2 separate regions of the Homo sapiens genome follow, and region 1 is linked to region 2. A link is a contact called in ENCODE Hi-C or POLR2A ChIA-PET data. All regions are on one chromosome and are shown on one strand. The core of a region is the stretch at or near the end of the contact, and the rest is flanking DNA. Distances in the headings are between cores, read along the strand shown. Region 1 has its middle 110 kb from the start of LINC01814. Region 2 has its middle 24 kb from the start of LINC01871.

Evidence for each region. A loop is a pair of places that touch in the nucleus more often than their neighbours do. ChIA-PET counts read pairs that join two places held with the same protein, here RNA polymerase II (POLR2A). Pooled maps may share reads with other maps.
Region 1: a loop to region 2 is called in a pooled map, with 4 times the contacts of the local background. The contact joins two enhancer-like sites. A Hi-C loop is called at or near these places in 2 of 50 pooled maps. POLR2A ChIA-PET finds 5 or more read pairs at or near these places in 2 of 52 experiments (OCI-LY7 and activated T-cell).

Annotation. Positions count from the first base shown.
Region 1 is chr2:8,473,595-8,476,973 of GRCh38, forward strand. No RefSeq gene overlaps it. Among named protein-coding and RNA genes, the nearest start is that of LINC01814, 110 kb to the right of the region's middle. RefSeq lists an enhancer at 1,864-2,033. Within about 2 kb of position 1,822, at least 9 of the 41 ENCODE cell types and tissues checked have a DNase peak (open chromatin) inside an H3K27ac peak, as active enhancers do.
Region 2 is chr2:7,747,808-7,751,112 of GRCh38, forward strand. No RefSeq gene overlaps it. Among named protein-coding and RNA genes, the nearest start is that of LINC01871, 24 kb to the left of the region's middle. Within about 2 kb of position 1,409, at least 4 of the 41 ENCODE cell types and tissues checked have a DNase peak (open chromatin) inside an H3K27ac peak, as active enhancers do.

The DNA of each region.
Region 1 (3,379 bases), core at 572-3,071, 730 kb after region 2:
CCTACCACTGCCACACACCTTCCTGGTGTTATTTGTAGCTCTAGAAGAAGAGAAGGACTCTAAGGTCAAAGGTGTTAGAGGTATTGTAATGAGATGATGAACCAGGAGGCCTCTGGCATTCCCTCTCCCTCTCCTAAGATGGTCCTTCTTTACAGACATGGGCAGAACTAAAGCCTTGGAAAGAGCCTAAGCAGACAAGCAGCCAGGGAAAAGGGCACCCAGGTCCTGGCTGGCACCAGCCTGGCTATGGAGTCCTCCCCACAGGAAAAAGATGCCGATGTCAAGAAACTCAAGCTTAAGTCAGTAACAGCACCCTGATGGCCTTGGTCACTTCCTCAGGGCACCTGGACACACCCCAAGGCCTTACAGAATTTCAAATTTGGTTCAATGGCAGTGTCTGATTTTCTAGACTTACAAATCTGTAGATTATCCAGAAGAGCAACCAAAGTGCAATTATTTTTATGGTGGTCTCTGCTGTAAGACATTTTGCAAATTCAGAGTCCTATGCTTCAGAATGAAAGCTCTTCCCAAACTCCAGGGTCAATGGATTAAAGGAATGGATCTGGCTCTTGGCAGTGCCTGGGATGGCCAACATGCAAGCTCCCTAACCCCTTACCTCCTCCCTAACCCCTCACCTGTGTTACAGGTGAGACAGCCCTGTCGGTTCTCCTAGGGAAGGGGAGATGCATCAAACTGATGACAGCTACAGAGTGCTGAGACACGGAGTGGACATGGACACCAAGATGGCCGTAGGAGCTGCTGATGAAGCAGTGCCCGAAGTGACTGCTATTAGGAATAGCACAGAACGAGTTTCTTCATCACCTCCTTCGAGAGGGTGCCGTGATGGAACAGACGTAATTTTCACCCTCAGCTGGGGTGGACACCCTGCTATACAGTGATTAGCTCTGTGATCTTGAAGAGGTCATTTCAATTCTTGGCCCTTTGTTTCCTCATCTGTAAAATAGGGTTGACAACGTCCACCTTACAAAGGTTTCATAAGAATTAAAGGAGAGGGCTGGGCACAGTTGCTGACACCTGTAATCCCAGCACTTTGGGAGGCCAAATAGGGCAGATCACTTGAGGTCAGGAGTTCTAGACCAGCCTGGCCAACTTGGTGAAACCCAGTCTTTACTGAAAATATAGAAATTAGCTGGCCGTAGTGGTGCATGCCTGTAATCCCAGCTACTCGGGAGGCTGAGGTAAGAGAATCGCTTGAACCTGGGAGGCGGAGGGTGCAGTGAGCCAAGATTGTGCCACTGCACTCCAGCCTGGGTGACAGAGCAAGACTCTGTCTCAAAAAAAAAAAAAAAAAAAAAAAAGAGAGAGAATCAAAGAAGGGGATGTGGGAAAAGCCTTTGGCCCATAGTAGGTCTTCAACAGAAGGGAGCACACTTTGGTGAGAGCCTGAAAGGTTAGCGACCTATAGCTAGGCTTCTAAACAGAAACCCCAAGAATGGGATTCCCCATGGCAGCCAGGAACCCCTGCAGCCTGCAAGGTGTGTATATGGCCCAATGGGCCCACCATGGAAAAGAGCACCACCCCCTGCCCTAATTAGCCTCAGGCGCTGAGGGCCCTTAAAGAATTGTGAGAGATCTCTGATGCACAAATTAGATGCATTTGCCAAAGGAAGTTACAATGTTTAGCTTTCCTTCTACTTCCAGAATCAAGTGCTCCAAATAAACACTTCCAAAAGTGCAGGCCTAATGGCTGCATTAGGTGCTAACAAATCGTTAAAAGGTGGATGATTTTTTCTCGTGGTTTCTCACCCAACTCCCCCCAGCAGGCTTCCTCAAATGATTGATGGTCTCCATGGCAACCGTGGAAGTCCTGCTCACCTGAATTCCCCAACCCCGTCACTCAACCAGTTTGCAGGACAGTCGGGACTGCACTGAGCCCTCCGGGATCCCTGAACAAAGGTTATTTTGAAATAGCTTACGTGGCCAGGAGGTGAGTACTTTGTTCCTGAAACCAGGTGCTGAGATGACAAATACTTCCCCTTAACGGTTGGGGCTTCATCAGACAGGGGACCGTAGGTCTGATGTACATTAGAATAATCAGATGAATTGAAACAAGGAAGAGCATCAACCAGGCTATAGGCCTGTGAGCAATTTCTGTAGAAATGTAAGCCAAAGAAGTGATGTTAGGCTCCACAAGTAGCCATTGTTTGTAACATTTCTGCAATAGCACCACCTGAAAAAGCAGCCACTTATTGTCAGGGCTCTTAAAAAAAAAATAAATACTTCCCTAAAATCAGCGCAGCACACGTCAGTATAACGGCTGTCACCTGCTAGCTGTTTGGACCGTGCTAAAACCTTTTTCCATATTCAAAAAGGTTGTTTCAACTACATTTAAGCAGGAAAAATCAATGAGGGAAAATCACAAACTGGATCCGGCTACAAGGAGCTCAGAGAGGAGAAAATCAGGCTTTCCCAGCCTGCAGAGCTCCCTGCCAGACAAATGACAATGACAGGGACTGAAATTAAAAGAGAAGGGACACAACGCCCTTTCCACTTAACTCCAAGGGCAAGCTCTTTTGGTTTGCAGCTACATTTGCCAACCCCTCACCTAGGATTCTCCCGAGAGATATAGGAGACATTTCCAGACTCTCAAAGGAGCCCATAAAATTGCTTTAGAAATGGGACTAACCTTTTGCAAGGTGAGAAGTCTGCCTTCATTACATATCTTAGGAAAAAAAAATAACTATGAGAAGCAAGACTCGAAATCTACCACAAGAAAACACCAACAACAAACGGAATTAATAACTCTGAACACCAAAGAATGTACCTGCTCTTTCATTCAACCAGCTTTTATTAAACTATTACCTACCAGACACTGTGGGAGTTACTGGGATGTTGGGGTGTATAATTCTGGATCTGTGCCCTGGAGGAGCTTGTATGGGAAAGACAGACACTAAACAAACAGTTGCGACACCGTGGACTAGCCCTGTGCCAACAGCAGGAATGAGGTGATATGGGAGCCAATTCACCCACTTGGAGGCTCAAGAACAGGGGGATTTTGCCAGATGCAGCAGGGTGATGATAGGATTAGACAGGATGATAATGGAAGTCCAGAAATGTGAGTTACAGCCTGTAATCCCAGCACTTTGGGAGGCCGAGGCGGGTGGATCATGAGGTCAGGAGATCGAGACCATCCTGGCTAACAAGGTGAAACCCCGTCTCTACTAAAAATACAAAAAATTAGCCGGGCGCGGTGGCGGGCGCCTGTAGTCCCAGCTACTCGGGAGGCTGAGGCAGGAGAATGGCGTGAACCCGGGAAGCGGAGCTTGCAGTGAGCCGAGATTGCGCCACTGCAGTCCGCAGTCCGGCCTGGGCAACAGAGCGAGACTCCGTCTCAAAAAAAAAAAAAAAAAAAAAAAAG
Region 2 (3,305 bases), core at 159-2,658:
GTTGGGTGATTGGGGAAGATTTAAGGGCTGAAAAAGGGCCGGGTGCAGTGGCTCACACTTGTGATCTCAGCACTTTGGGAGGCCGAGGGGGACAGATCACTTGAGATCGGGAGTTTGAGACCAGCCTGGCCAACATGGTTAAACCCCATCTCTACTAAAAATACAAAAATTAGTGGGGCATGGTGGTGGGTGCCTATAGTCCCAGCTACTCTTGAGTCTAAAGCAAGAGAATCGCTTGAACCCGGGAGGCAGAGATTGCAGTGAGCCGAGATCATGCTACTGCATTCCAGCCTGGGCGACAGAGCGAGACTCCATCTCAAAAAAAAAAAAAAAAAAAAAAAAAGAGAGAGAGAGTGAGACTCTGTCTTAAAACAAAAAAGACTGAAAAAGGAAATCCCAGGTAGAAAAGACGGAAGTGAGGTCAGAAACAGCCAGACTTGTTACAGCTGGGTAGTGTCTTATTTGAACTTGGTTTGGACAGTTGGCTGCCTTTGGCCAAAACTCAGTAATGGGCACAAGGGTTGGTTCCAGTTTGTTTAACATCTAGTTAGGTTTCAGTTCACTGTACGTGAAGAAACCTTCAGGCTGAATTTAAAATATGTAAGGAGACAGCTTTAGGCTAAACTTTTTTAGCAGAATTTAACACTGGGAATTAAAAATAGGTTATTAAGCTAAAATTTTTGTGTTACTTTAAAACATGCAAAAATACGTTTGTTCATCATTAATTCACTATAGGTCCAAGGTCTTTTCTTTGATATGTGTACCGATCATAATTCTGTATTACATGTTGAACAAGCAACCTATCATATACATTTCAAGTTTTGGTATTTTGAAAGTGAAAAGTGAAATTAAAGACATTTACAAAGCAATCCACGTCCAGAAACGTTGTGACGCTGCGTTGGAGAGGCTGTGGGGCTGCCGAGAGAGCGTGGAGATTCCATTAAATTCAGACTCTGGAACAGGCCCTTTGTAACCAGTAAAACAGACAATTTTAGCCGTCACAGACGCTCTGCAGCCGTAAAGTACCTCTAAACAACTAATAGTGTGAAAGTGTGGTGAGAAATGAGAGCTCGACCACAGCTCCTGAAGGCCAGCCCTATGACATCTGTTCCCACCACAGCGGGTGGCTGTTCCCATATCCAGCCACAGCAGGGTTCCAGCCCCTCTGTACAGGGGAGAAAGATGTGGACCCTGAGGATGCTGACAACCTGGGTGCAGAGCAAGATTGACCAGGGATCTGCATGGCCTGTCCTCAGTAAAGACAGCCTGGAGAGGACCAGACTGAGGTCACGTTGAAAAAAGGGACGTGACCAAGGGACAGGAGTCCCCTGGTGCTACATCGTCAACTGCCTGCCGAGGAACCTGGAAAGTCCTTCGCCAAGAGATGGCTCGAAGACAGGAGCAGCCGATCCTACTGAGGTCACTGAGCGCCTGAGGCTGGGCAGGATGCAGCTGAGCAAAGCCTGGCTTGGCAGCTCTACGCTCTTCCTGTTTAGTCATCCAACAAGAAGAAAGAAAAGTGAATCTCTAGCAATACGATTTTTCTTAAAAAAATGGCAACAAAGACCTTTCATTGTTCTATATAGGACCAAATAAAGATTTAAAGAACTCACTTCAAATTTGTATTTCGTCTTTTCAAGGTGAATTTTTCGAAGTATACAACTGCAAGCACTCTTAATGTTTAAAATCAAATTTTTAAAAATAGTTCTGAATGTTCTAGTGAATGAAAAGAGACAAGAACCAACATAACGGGAACTACTTGAAATAATAATTTTTAAAAAGTCCATTTATAATTCAAAGAATATACTTAGATTATACCTTAGATAGCCTAAGAGAATCAACTGAAAAAAATGTTAGACTCAATAACTTAGATAAGCAAAGTAAACAGATAAAATATAGATACAGATTATTCAATATTTTTTTTAGAAATGAGCAGTAAGCTTTTAGAAAATAAAATGAAAAAAAGACCCTATCCAAAATAGTAGTAGAAACATAAAGTACCTAGCTATAAATTTTGCAAGATTTATGTAGAAAGTATATGAAAACAAAAATATTTCTATGATCTGTAAAATACAAATAATATACAGGGTTTATTATATTTTGAATGGAAACATTGAATACTATAAACAATTTTTATAATAAGCCTTTAAAAAATTCTTCCATAATGAATTTATGTGATTAAAATAAGTCAGACCAAATTGCTAATGACAGAACATTTACGAGAATGAAATAAACCACAAGCTGTCATCTTTGCAACCAAATGGAGACCGATAGAAGAAAATGGAAAAAAAAAATATGTTACTGATTTTGTAGAGAGATGGAAGCATTGTTTAAAATAGCATGCTAAGACATGCCTGGAAATCCATATCCACCCTGACTGCCTATGAAATGAGCTAATGAATTATCCTTAATTTTATTTTCTAAGCAGGTTTGAGTTATGTGTCTGTGTCGATCAATTGCAAATGAAAGAACATAATTACAACTAGCTATTAATTTATAAAAATAAAATCTAGCCTCTATAGCAGCTGAAATGTTTGTACCAATGGAAGTGTCCTGTTCTGAGATGCTCAACACTGTGGCCCACATGGGGCTACTGGGTGCTCGAAATGTGGCTGGTGCAGCTGAAGAGCTAAATTTTTTAATTCTATGTAAGTTAGTGAATTTCAAATTAAATTATGTGGCTGGTGGCTACAGCTTTGGACAGGGCAGCTCTATAATGATAAAATCTTGTAATTAAGGTAATAAAAGCTGTTTTTGCATTACAAATTAGAAGTAACTTTGGAAACCCCTTAATGCTGGAGAGCATGACATGTGAAAAGAATTCTCTCATTTACCTGTAAAAGCTCGAATTTGTACACACTTGCAATCTTTTCCTAAAATAATATGTCAATTTTTATCAAGTACAAAACTTTAGCCCAGTAATTCTGGAAAATTCTAGGGAATCCTAACAAAATAGTCAAAGATGTTGATAATAATTTGTGCATAAAAAGTATTAATACCACATCATTTATGATTTTAAAAATGTAAAATACATTAAAATGAGCAACAAATAGAAACAATTACCAACTAAATGAGTAAACAATGGAAATAATGAAAATTTGGGAACTTGGAGAACATTAACTATTATACCTTCACCTAAAGTCAAGTTTACAGCAATTATTCATTAAATTGCAAAATATTTACAACATAGCATTTTTAAAAAGATACAAATATCTCTCTGTATAGACAAATTATATATAATATATAATAAATATAACATACTATATTATATGTTAGATTAATATAATTCAACATATGTGATTATA